Regions from separate parts of the Homo sapiens genome. Here all the other regions are linked to region 4. A link is a contact called in ENCODE Hi-C or POLR2A ChIA-PET data. All regions are on one chromosome and are shown on one strand. Each heading gives the region's core, a stretch centred on a gene start or an enhancer-like site at or near the end of the contact. The rest is flanking DNA. Distances are from core to core; before and after follow the strand shown.

Region 1 (3,052 bases), core at 396-2,895, 380 kb before region 4:
ACTACTGTAAGTAAGCTGCTAATGAGAGCTGTTGCTGAATAAAATCACCTTTCACCTGCCTACGGCCCCCTGAGTGTTCTTTCAGCTATCTGCTCATCCACCCCCTCCCCTCAGACCTCAGTATGGGCTGGAACCTGGCCCTGGGCGTGACACTCTCTCTCTTACTCTAAAACTTGCCTCGGTCTCTCACTCTGCCTTATGCCCCTCACACAAATTCTTTCCACTGAGGAGGCAAGAATTAAGTTTCTACGACCCATATGGATTCACCACTGCTAACGCAAGCATTTAATGAAAGCATAGCTTCAGTTTTATGTCGAGCTAAATTAATTGACTCAAATATCTTCTATTTGCCTAACCTCCATCTTGCCCTTTCATTTAAAGTCATTAATTTTAAGTACTCAGTTTATGAAACCATTCTTATTTCTATAATTAAGAAATCAAAATGTTATACACAGGAATAACTGATTTTTAATACTTCCAGGATCTTTGAATTTTATATACCAAACTTGCTAAATCCATGAAAATCAATGTCTCAGTTTCCTAGACCAAAGAATTTTTTGATCAACGTCTTAATGACCATGACTGAGCCTCATCTATTTTAGAACCTTTAAACTCTTTTACTATCCAAAAAATAAGCTGAGCAGAAAAGGATGCTTTAATTTGAAAGTGTAAAATGCCTCTAGGTGAGCTTCTGTGAATTTTCATTATTATGATAGGTTTAGCCTCACATTATATGATACAATGAATCAATACATTTAATTTGTCTTCTTTTGGAGACTTTGGAGGCATCAAATCAAGGCTTTGACTGGTCTTAATGGACAATACCCATACAATCTATCTGGCCCATTAAGTTTAGTCCTGTAAATATTTACTAAGGGCCTTCTCTGCACAAGACCAAATAGCTATTAACCAAAGGTTAAAAGAATCTGAGACAGTTCAAGAACTGTTCTGCTTTGCTTTCTATGCGGTTTTGTGAACTCTTGCTTTGTTATAAAACAAATTCACTTTCAAGTCTTTTGACCAAATTGGATGTAGCCTGGGAAACATTTTCAAAACCTGCAATTCTACCTCACGTCTAGCTCCCCAGAACAGTGTTAGTGGCCTGAGAAACAGAAGGACTAGCTAGTGGGAAGGCCCCAGAGAGAAAAACTGAAACAAACCTGGCCACAAAAACAGAAGAGCTGAACAGCAGCATTGCCTCCGGGAGTAACTGACTTATATCTCATTTTCTTTAACACTGAGAAGAGAATACAAATGGCGGGATTAGGTGAAGAGAAATGCTGTCAAAATCAACAACTAGCAGCTGCTCTGGAAGAAAACCAGAAGACGTGTGTGACCCAAATATTCATTTCCCAACTCAAAAATATTTCCTATAAGCAAATCACACACGAGGTGTTATTCCCAGAGGAGTGTGGGGACTTTCTCTGATTTAGGACTCAGAACTGATACACAAATGCCAGTACAAACTACACAGTAACTATATACATATCAGAAATATAACCCACTTAGAAAAACACCCAGGACTTACACAGATTTTTGAGACTTCTGTACTTAATAACTAGCTATACAATTATTTTCTTTTACAAAAGAAAAGAATGTGTTGCTTACCAAGACAACCTGCTTGTCTGTTCCATTTGGCAGTCTGTAAGAAATTCAAGCACTTCCTTGAATTTATTTCACTGTTAACCACATTTGGTGTTGAAAACAAAACAAAACAAAAAGGCTGTTTTATGCCACCTACCGAATTCCACTGGAATTACATTACATAGTTAAGAATAAACTTATTTTCTCTTATTCATATGTAGCATAGTCTGTGGGTTACCTGATAGGCCTGTATTAAAATAGAATCACGTTTCTATGGTTCCAAATTTCACTACAGTCAGTTTACTATTGTCTACACTGATGAAGTAAATGAGGTAATGTTAATAATCCACAGATCATAATTGGCTGAATTCAAAATGCTTACCGTGGTGGCTATGCTTGGCAGAAGTGTGCGTCTGGGTGTGTTTCGGCTGCTTTGTTTTTCCTCTTGCCTTTTCATCCATCCACTATTAAAAGTGGAAAGAGGGAGGGGTCGAGATTAAAGTTTTGCTGAAGCACACTCGTAAAGAGGGAAGATCATTCATGTGCTGGTTACAGGATGGATGTTAATCACGTCTTTTTTGACAAGTTGATTTTCAGAGAAAATTTGGTGCTGAATTTTTTTCCACTGATCTTTTCAAGCTTTCTTCAAAACATATTTTTGTAAACCCTAAGTGAAAAATATGCTAAGAAGAAAAGAGATTCTTAGCGTGTTTTTCACATAGGGTTTATAAAAATCCTGGGGTTTGTTGACAGCATGTTCAAGGAAGACATTCTGATAGCTCTACTCTTGCCTTTTCCAGTAATGACAACAACAAAATAACAACACAATAAATGGGCAAATAAAGCTATGGGATTCCAGCTGACTGCCTCTGAAGTTGATCTCAGCCTGCATGGTGTCCAGTCAAAACCGGATGTGGGGATGACAAAACTGCCTCCCTTCCTTCCCTCCACGGTTCTCTCCCGTAATCAGCTTTTCTACCACACAGCGAGCAAGGCCAACTTCCCTAAACTAAGAATGCTGAGATTCTTTTCGACTTATAATGTTCTGACTGTCTCTCTCTGTTTCCCCTTACCTCAGAATTTGTTTAATAGAGGAAATATGTTATGTCTACAGATATTTTCTGAAACTGAAAGAATGAAACCACCCACCTGCCATTTCCTCCCTGAGACCCATAACTGGACAGGAGGGAGGTGTCTTTGACTAAGAATTTAGTTCCTGGCTCCCAAAGGCATTGACTTTGTGAATCCAGGCTGAGGGAGCAATGCCCAGGGGAGGGAAGTGGGCAGGGCAGTAAGGGAAGCTTCTCAGCACTCTGAATTCCTGTTTTTCCCCACAGACTCATCCCCACTACTCCCAGTTGTGTACATGATTACAAGTGTGTGTGTCTCTGCCCACCCCTAGCCCATACCTGGGCATTTCTTTTTGGATTCAGGGCAGTAAAAATATGCTGTCAATTAGATGTAATCT
Region 2 (3,135 bases), core at 138-2,637, 460 kb after region 4:
CCTGGGTTTGATAAGGAGCAATTAACTATCACGTACTGTTGTTCTTTCTTGCTGTTAACCACTGAAACACCTCAATTAATGAGTTCTCGGGGGTGAAGCGGTGTTCTTAAACACCACGTTGGAAAAAAAAAAAAAGTTAGGACAAAAAGGTTTGGTTTTCTGGTCGCAGTGCTGTCGACGGCCGCGGAGAGCGGCAAGTTCGGAGCAGGCTACACTAAAGGAATCTGCGCGGCCAGCCACCCTAAGTGGAAGGGAATGCAAAGCCTCCTGCAACCTCCACAGCGCTGGGCAGCAAGAATGCCTCCTAAGCGTCCCAACACTCCAACACCTGGAAGGTCTTACGCTTTCCAAGTTATAATATGTACAGCTGCTGTTTCTGACAATAACACACACAAACTGGAAGGTCTCTTCTGCAAATGTAGCTATTACGTGTGTGAAGCTCATCCGACTCTCTCGATGCAAAAGTAACACATTCTATTAAGGCCACAGCCTCGGTTTTGCCAACTGGGGCAACTGAAAACATCCTACCGACTCTCTACAGCTAGCAAACCATCTCGGCTAAAATCCTGGCACATATAAACAGCCACTTTGGTGAAGTCTGCCTTTAAACAGCAACACGGGACTTCGGGTAGAGCCGGTAACCAGTTTATCACACACTATTAGTTCCAATAAAGGGTGCTGCTACCTCTTTACTGTCAGCCTTGGTTCCACTTACTGAGCAAACAGAAAAAGGGGATCCTTTAAATTCGCGACACAATAGGAGCTAAAAAGCTCTCGCTTTCAGGGTGTCAGCTTTCTCGTCTCACTTATCACAACAAAGGACGCATCCTAGTGACTTCACCGTACCCAGAAAGGGCTGAGGGAGACGGTAAACAAGATAGTGTGGATTTCAGGATTTGTGAGTTTTTCCTTCCAGCTACGACTCTCTTTTTACTCCATGATACGCCTCCACCCGTCGACAATCTGATCCTAAAAATAAAACCACCCGTGGCTACCTTGCCCTTGCCTGCAAAGCCCCGACTCTGACATCCTGCAGAGAATACCCAATTGCAGGCTCTTCGCGGGGGACGCGGGCTCGGCAGCAGCGGAGCTTCTCCCGGTGCAGAATCGCCAGCCCGGCCGAGGAAACGCCAAGCCCGAGAAACAGCCCTGTTCTGCCGCAGCCGCCGCAGTCCCCGAGAGCCTGAGGAGCCCCCAGGAAAAACTGGGGCGAGGGGAGGGTGAGCCAGCAAACGCTGGTGGGAGAGGGGGAGACACTCACCCGCCCAGACAACAACCGATGGGGCGGGGAGGATGGGGGCCGGGACCGAGGCTCGGCAGAAAGACCGCCTGGAGCTTCCAGAAGGCTGCGGCTGCTCCGGACGCTGCTGCCACTGCCGTTTCTGGCCGCCGGCTTCCTCCCCCTCCTCTGTTTTGATTCGAGTGACCACGTCACTCTTAGCCACAAGACCCGGATCTGCCGGCTCCCGCGGGCGGCGGCGCAACAGATTGCAGCGCCTGGAGACTCCAGCTGCCCCGCCTGCCGAGCATGCGCATGCCCAGCGCCTGCCCTGTGCGTCCCGGGAAGCCGGGCGGGAGCCTGCGGCTTCGGACGCCTACGACACGCTGTGCGTGGGGGCGCGGAGTGCGGGGGATGTAGTTCCGGTTGGGAGGGGCGTGGCTGAGGACTGTGAAGCAATCGGGGCGAGGCCGGGTGTCTGTTCAACTCTCCCGCGTATCGTCTGTTTCTTCGGCGGCGGACAGTGTTCTGTAATGTGTCTCCCGTTGCCCGAGCTAAAGGTTTTCCTCGACGGAGTCTTTAGAATACCGTGGTAGAGGTAGACGCGGTTACAAATTGATGTCTGTTGAGACAGTCTACCCCTGTAAAGTGTTTTTGGTTACTCAGGCCCGGATGGAAATTGGAGATGGGGATTACAAAAATACATCAAATGTGGCTGTTATTGATTCCCTTTACCTTAACATTTTTGCACCGGAAACGACCAAAATTAAGTTCAACAGGAATATTAATAAAAGGAATATGTAGTCGGGCTTGGTGACTCATGCCTGTAATCCCAGCACTTCAGGAGGCAGAGGTGGGCGGATCACTTGAGGTCAGGAGTCCGAGACCAGCCTGGCCGACATGGTGAAACCCCATCTCCACTAAAAACACAAAAATTAGCCGGGCATGGTGGTGCCCGCTTGTAGTCCCAGCTACTCGGGAGGCTGAGGTGGAAGAATCGCTTGAACCCGGGAGGCGGAGGTTGCAGTGAGCCGAGATCGCGCCACTGCACTCCAGCCTGGGTGATAGTGAGACTTTGTCTCAAACTAAATAATTAAAGATATGTGACCAAAGATGACTTGCTGGTCAGGAGATAATGGGGAAGTAGGAGGGAATGCTGTGGCTAGGCAGCCAGCCAGCCCAAGTCTTAGTTGCTTTGGTTGTAGAGCTGGAATAAGAGTGCTGCTTTTACCCAATCTTCCTTTTAGAGCAAGTTGGTGCTTCCTATTCTCCCATTCTAGTCTCTGAGTCTCCCCGCTAAATTTTGGGGGCCCTGGAAATTTCCCAATTTGGCAAAATGCAGAACTATATTGTTTTCTTAGGTCCTTCAGTTGGCAAGCTTTAATTAAAATGGGACAAGTGGCGAAGTAAAAGTGAATCCCAAACAAAGATTTTACGAAAGTGCCTCTCTGCCAGTCTTGACGGAGAGGTGAAAGCTGCAAGCTTTCTTACTCAGATTTGATGACCTTTTCACTTACCCAGACTTCCACCTCAGCAATTTGGTTAATTACCCCTCGACAAGCTGAATCACCTTCCCCAAATAAGTATCATTTACAAGAGCTTTTTAATTAAAGTGGATATTGAACACAGGTAAAGGTTTCTAGAAAATTAAAGGTTTCTGGTAAAACTTGAAGTGTTTCCCAGTTAACTAATTGCAAAGTAGATACAAAGAATAAAGATTTTGGCCCTTAATCTGCAACCTTGAACTCTGCTTACTCAAATTCAGAGTTTGAGATGGAATCTGGTGCCCTAATGAGCTGACACTGTACCAAAGGGTCTTTAATTTGTGCAACTCCAAACAAAATCTGTTATGCTTGAGTGCACCCATGGGCACGTATGTGTTTGAGAACACAGCTGTGTTTAAGAGAACAGTATGG
Region 3 (2,792 bases), core at 293-2,792, 420 kb before region 4:
CAAGGAAGGTCACCTTAGCCACTAGGTGGCCTCCCTCCAAGTCTGTTTGTTGGTTAGGAAAATCTACACTAAGAAGAAACTATTGCTATGAGTCTAGTAACTCTTGAAAATGAATTTGCATTGAATTAAATCTAATAACAGCCAATAACATCTATATATATTCAGGGAAGGCTAGTATAGAGATATAAATTATGTTATCTACCAAGCCTCAGACCACGATTGTGGCATAGATAGACTTAGGGCCTCTTGCAACAGCTCCAAAGCTCTCCCTCCAAGTCTTCTCTAAGGCCAGCATTCTTCTTGTCCTATGGGCAACACATAGTCTAGACAGAGGGTAAGGGACATCAACAGAGTAACAACAAGCAGGTTGGTTGGTATTCGATTTTGCTTTGGAGACGAAGATGGCTTTACCTTACAATAAGCAGTCAGGTAGAGCTGGGGGTCATTTTGAGGGGGAAAATAACCCAAACAGAACTGTGTTTTAGGAGAATTAACCTTCCTAGGGTGTATAGGTTGAAGAATGAAAAGGAGATACTGCCCATGGTCTCTTTTTCTCTCTAGTGTAGCTTTTTCAAGCTAGAAGAATAACTATAACAACTTTCTGAAGTCAGTTTCCTCATCTGCAACTTCCCCCACAATCTCCCATCCAAGACCAAGGTAGCCTGATCCCACTAATCATCAGAGACCAGATGAAATCAGGTGTGTTCAGGATTGTACGGTGTGCCATCTATAAAGCACGTGGGGTGTGTTTCTACACTGGGGGTTCCCAGCCTGTGGGCTAAGAATACCGTGGAGAGCTTTGGAGCTGTTGCAAGAGGCCCTAAGTCTATCTATGCCACAACCGTGGTCTGAGGCTTGGTAGATAACATAATTTATATCTCTATACTACTCTTCCCTGAATATATATAGATGTTATTGGCTGTTATTGGATTTAATTCAATGCAAATTCATTTTCAAGAATTACTAGATTCATAGCAATAGTTTCTTCTTAGTGTAGATTTTCCTAACCAACAAATAGTACAAACAAAATGACTGCCACACAGGAGTCTGTAAAATAGAGATCACTATTTTGATCTCACTAAATTGTTCTAAGGTTCAAATGACTAAGTACATGGAGGTGCTTAGAACAGTGCTTGGGACACAGTAAATATGCAGCAAATGCCAACCATTATCATAAAGCAATTCTCATTCCTGAAAGGTGGGGCTCACTCATCTAGATGATCTCTAAAGCCATGCTTTGTGCCTCTGAGCTTTAATGGCTTTCTACATTTTATGAAAAATCTTGTGATGGGGGCAGACATTCTTTGAGATCTGTTGCTGTTGCTGACGCAGAAAGTGCCTTAGCCTATGAGCCATTCTTCTAAGCTTGGATAGAAGGCGTCCTTGGAAGAGGGCCCATATCTCTTCAATTGACAGTGTGGCCCAGAGAGGCCGCAGTCGGAGACCTCTGGGCACTAACACAAGGGCGGTCTGTTTCCTCCAGGGAGGAATGAACTGACTTCTGTTGTGTCCCACGCAGCTCGTCCACTGCAAAGCTCAGCGAAAAATACTAAAGTGACCTCAAGGTGGCACTGCAACCCAAAATTTCACACAAGGGCACACAACCTCAGTTCATTTTGGGGGGTTTTTGTGTTTTTTTGTTAATTTTTGTTTTTTGATCATATCAATTATTTTTATTATCTTTAGAAATAGAAACACAAAACTTAAGAATTTTGTAGAGAATTTGAGTGACTTTAAGAGTGTGTCCTCAGAGTCCAGTTTAAAAAAACAATTCTTCCGACTTTAAAGTCCTGGAGTTGCAGGAAGTATCCTGTCTTCAGGTGAGGGTCTCAGAGGTGATTTATTCCTGAAGTTGGGTATTTGCAAGCTTTTCAAAGCTTTCAGAGCTATCATCATCAGAGGGCCACAAGATGGAGAAGGCACTCCTTGAAATATCCTTTATTTTAGGAAAATAATTTTTCAAAAATTTCAATAGGTTTTGGTGGAACAGATTGTGTTTGGTTACACGCATAAGTTCTTTAGCGGTCGTTTCTGAAATTTTGGTGCCCTCATAACCCAACCAGTGTACGCTGTACCCAATTTGTAGTCTATTATCCCTCACCCCCCCGCTCCCACCCTTTCCCCCGAGGTCCCAAAGTCCATTGTATCATTCTTATGCCTTTGTGGCCTCATAGCTTAGCTCCCATTTATAAGTGAGAACATGCGATGTTTGATTGTCCATTCCTGAGTCACTTCACCTAGAATAATGGTCTCCAATTCCATTCAGGTTGCTGCAAATGCCATTATTTTATTCCTTTTTAAGGCCTTCAGTTTATTTTTTTTAATGATATATGATAGTTTACATATTTATGGAGTACATGTGCTATTTTGTTATATGCATCAAATGTGTAATGATCAAGTCAGGGTATTTGGAGTCTCCATTACCCTGAGTATCATTTCTACGTGCTGGGAACATTTCATGTTCTCTCTTCTAGCTACTTTGAAATATACAATACATTGTTGTTAACTAGAGTCACCCTACTCTGCTATTGAACACCTCCCCCCGTGCAAAAAAAAAAAAAGGATTGTATTGCTCAGTTCATTTTTAAAGCCTTCTTTCTCAAACTTTACTGTGCATAAAATCCAGCCAGGATCTTGCTAAAATGCAGCTTCTGAATCAGTAGGCCTGGGATGGAGCCTGAAATTCTGCATGTCTGACGTCTCTCAGGTGATGCGAACGCTGCAGCCTGGTTTTAGCTGGAATATAGCTTTCAGCAATTCTCTGCTGTTGTTTCTAATTAGGGACAGGAGTG
Region 4 (2,901 bases), core at 343-2,842:
AGTATTTCCCTTCTCCCAGGTAGTTTAGGCTCTGATAAAACCCCAGCAGACTAGGCTTTGGTAAAAATACTTTCTCCTGAGGGCAGGTCTTGTTAAGAACTGATTGCTCTGGCTATTTTTAAATGGTTACCCTTTCAGCAGAGGAATCTTTCAGTAAAAATTTAAGTAATTAACCTAACTGTCAGAGGCGTTTGAACCAGAGCGATTCCATTTTGAGTGAGGGCTAGGAAAATGAGGCTGAGACTTGCTGGGCTGAATTCTCAGAATTTGGGCATTCCTCGCCTCTAGATGTTTACGATTAAGGGAATAAATTAATAATGTTTACTAAAACAGACCCAGATATCGGGATATCTGGAGAACAAAGGCATTCCTAATTTTGCTTTAAAGATAATAATATCAATTCCTGCAAAATAATTAAGAAAATTAATCTTTGATCACAAACCCTTGTAGCAGAGCACATCTCCCCATATATACAAGCATTGTACCTAGGGTGGATGCGTCCCTTCTCTTGCTTTCAGGAATGTCCTACTCTGTCTATGGAGTAGCTGTCCTTTCACCACTTTACGTGTTTTAATAAACTTGCTTTTCTCAGCACTGAGAACTCGCCCTGAATTCTTTCTTGCGCGCGATCCAAGAACCCTCTCTTGGGGTCTGGATCCGGACCCCTGTCGTAACGTAACTGAAAACCCCAGTGCAAAGGCATAGCACCCTACTTAAGAATTTGCAAACATTCATTATTAGTTATTTCAAATCATTGATTAACTTTCTCTAAGCCAATCAGATTCCTACCTGATGTCGAAAAGAAAAGCAAAAGGTAGACTGTTTCAACACTTTCAGACGCTTGGGTAAAAGATGCACTTTCATGCTATAAATAATGCAGCACAAATACTGTACAACAGGGCTTTATACTTGGGGAAAAGCTGCCAGATCCAAACTCTAAAGGAAAACTATTGGAGCTCATTTTTCCTGCCCACGTTAGCTAGCACATTTTGTTGACATTGAAAAAAAAAAAAGATTTTGGTGAAACTGAAAAAAAAAAAGCACCAACAACCCTACCTTGAAATAAACTATTGTACCTCTTATGCCTCCTCCCTTCTACCCCAGAAACCTGGAAGAAAAAAAGATATACCCGAGCTCGTCCAACCCCTCTTTGCGTGGACTGTATAGGAGTATTTAGCCCATCCTGCCTCCTTTAATCTAACATTCTGCGTCTTCTTTCCTTCAGCTTCTCGGCGCCCCCTTTGGCCAGCACTGACATCTTAGTCATCGCGGTCCAAAATTTACGCACGCGCCTTTGAGGGCTCACAGAGCCCGTCTCTCCCGGACGAATCTCATCCAATCAGAGCCAGCCAGGAAGCCGAGGCTCAGCAAGGCCTCGCGACGCCCAACTTCCCAGGGTTAGCGTCTCTGATGTCATGTGATTCCACCCTCCGCCTCTCACCCACCCTCGCAGAGGGCGGTGCGCTTGGCCCGGCCCCTCGAGGCACCGCCTTTCAATTAGCACTCGCTGATTGGTCGCTGCTCGCGCGGTCTCCTGGGTGACGGGAACGCGGTAGCCTGCTTGGTGGAGACCGGGTGCGCCTGCGTACTTCATAGTTCGCGTAGCGGCTCGAGCGTGGAGATGAAGGTAAATAACTTACAAATTCCCGGGGTGGGGCGGGAAAACGCGACTACTGGCCCTTGGTCGCTTTTAAAAGAGGATATCTGTCCCTCTCCCTTCTGAGTTCGTTGGAAATGAGGAAGAGAGAGAGAGAGAGAGGTGGCCAGAGAGAGCGGGGGCGAAGCTGAAGGGACGAGAGAAAGGAAAGAAAATAGGAGGAGAGGAGAGGGCGGAGAGAGAGGCCTCTCGTTTTGGGGACTGCAGACGCCGTAGAAGCGGTGCAGAAAGTGGGAACCCCTCCCTGGCCGAAATGAGCGGACTGGATCTAAAGATACCCCAGCTTCGCACGCGGAAAGAACTGGTCGAGTTAACGCGTTTGGAGGGTCGCTGTGAAGTTGACTGGGTCCGATGTCACGAGCTACCTCATTTCTTGGGGCTAAGCCTCTGGCAAGCCGCGCAGCTGCCCAGCGCCTTAAAAAGAATGAAAAGCCTCCTAAAGAATAACTTCAAAATGTATTACCTGTGACCAGTCCAATCACCTGCTAGCGAGTGTACATTATTGACGGGAAATCTGCACCCGAAAACTCAGGTCTCACGCTCATGTGCCTCATCCTCTGCACGCACGGTTTCTAGGCTTGGGCTTCTTGTTCACCCCACTTTCTGATTTATCAGAGCAGTCCCCCCTTGCTCTGCTCTGGCAAAGAAATGGAAGGCTTTTTTTTTTTTTTTTTTTTACTGAGTCTCGCTCTGTTACCCAGGCTGGAGTGCAGTGGCGCAATCTCTGCTCCCTGCAACCTCCACCTCCTGGGTTCAAGCGATTCTCCTGCCTCAGCCCCCCGAGTAGCTGGGACTACAGGCGCGTGCCACCACACCCAGCTAATTTTTTGTATTTTTAGTAGAGATGGGGTTTCACCGTGTTAGCCAGGATGCTGTCACTCTCCTGACCTCATGATCCCCCGACCTCGGGCTCCCAAAGTGCTGAGATTACAGGCGTGAGCCACCGCGCCCGGCTGGAAGGCTCAATTTTAAAATTATTTTAGATGTCCTCATGCTTCTTCGTGGCTATTAGTGTGGAAATTGGAATTGACGGACCAGTAATCATAACTCCCATTTTTATTTCTAAAGCTCTTTACAATTTATGAAATATTAGAAGTGAAGAGTTATTATTCATGATTTACAGTTGAGAATTTTTTGCTGGAGGCAATTTAAACGACTTACTTAAAGCCCTACAGCTAATAAGCTACAAACAAAATTTAAGTCTTGGTTTTTTGGTTGTGAAACTAGCAGTTTTTCCTCTGCAC

What was found. A loop is a pair of places that touch in the nucleus more often than their neighbours do. ChIA-PET counts read pairs that join two places held with the same protein, here RNA polymerase II (POLR2A). Pooled maps may share reads with other maps.
Region 1: a loop to region 4 is called in a map of CD8-positive, alpha-beta T cell, with 22 times the contacts of the local background. The contact joins the promoter of TLR1 here to the promoter of WDR19 in region 4. A Hi-C loop is called at or near these places in 2 of 168 maps with a recorded cell type or tissue (CD8-positive, alpha-beta T cell and naive thymus-derived CD4-positive, alpha-beta T cell), 3 of 37 single-sample maps with no recorded cell type and 14 of 50 pooled maps. POLR2A ChIA-PET finds 5 or more read pairs at or near these places in 1 of 52 experiments (BJ).
Region 2: a map of CD8-positive, alpha-beta T cell shows a loop between it and region 4 (6-fold over the local background). The contact joins the promoter of SMIM14 here to the promoter of WDR19 in region 4. A Hi-C loop is called at or near these places in 8 of 168 maps with a recorded cell type or tissue (CD4-positive, alpha-beta T cell, CD4-positive, alpha-beta memory T cell, CD8-positive, alpha-beta T cell and 4 more), 1 of 37 single-sample maps with no recorded cell type and 21 of 50 pooled maps. POLR2A ChIA-PET finds 5 or more read pairs at or near these places in 2 of 52 experiments (GM12878 and T-cell).
Region 3: a map of B cell shows a loop between it and region 4 (17-fold over the local background). The contact joins the enhancer-like site here to the promoter of WDR19 in region 4. A Hi-C loop is called at or near these places in 3 of 168 maps with a recorded cell type or tissue (B cell, PC-9 and naive thymus-derived CD4-positive, alpha-beta T cell), 22 of 37 single-sample maps with no recorded cell type and 18 of 50 pooled maps. POLR2A ChIA-PET finds 5 or more read pairs at or near these places in 5 of 52 experiments (Panc1, activated B cell, activated CD4-positive, alpha-beta T cell and 2 more).

Annotation. Positions count from the first base shown.
Region 1 is chr4:38,803,146-38,806,197 of GRCh38, forward strand. It overlaps TLR1 (toll like receptor 1), which reads right to left and starts at 1,646. Exons shown (of 4, transcript NM_003263.4): 1 at 1,609-1,646; 2 at 1,161-1,237. RefSeq lists enhancers at 846-895, 1,132-1,301, 1,168-1,337, 1,245-1,414, 1,349-1,518 and 1 more.
Region 2 is chr4:39,637,478-39,640,612 of GRCh38, forward strand. SMIM14 (small integral membrane protein 14) reads right to left here and starts at 1,388. Exons shown (of 5, transcript NM_174921.3): 1 at 1,262-1,388. It overlaps SMIM14-DT (SMIM14 divergent transcript), which reads left to right and starts at 1,663. Exons shown (of 6, transcript NR_183845.1): 1 at 1,663-1,817. RefSeq lists an enhancer at 1,330-2,047.
Region 3 is chr4:38,758,174-38,760,965 of GRCh38, forward strand. It overlaps the pseudogene RNA5SP158. Among named protein-coding and RNA genes, the nearest start is that of TLR10, 23 kb to the right of the region's middle. Within about 2 kb of position 1,543, at least 9 of the 41 ENCODE cell types and tissues checked have a DNase peak (open chromatin) inside an H3K27ac peak, as active enhancers do; they include B cell, where a contact is called at or near this core.
Region 4 is chr4:39,180,937-39,183,837 of GRCh38, forward strand. WDR19 (WD repeat domain 19) reads left to right here and starts at 1,593. Exons shown (of 37, transcript NM_025132.4): 1 at 1,593-1,627. The coding sequence starts at 1,622. RefSeq lists enhancers at 1,262-1,441, 1,293-1,587, 1,712-1,861, 2,562-2,631.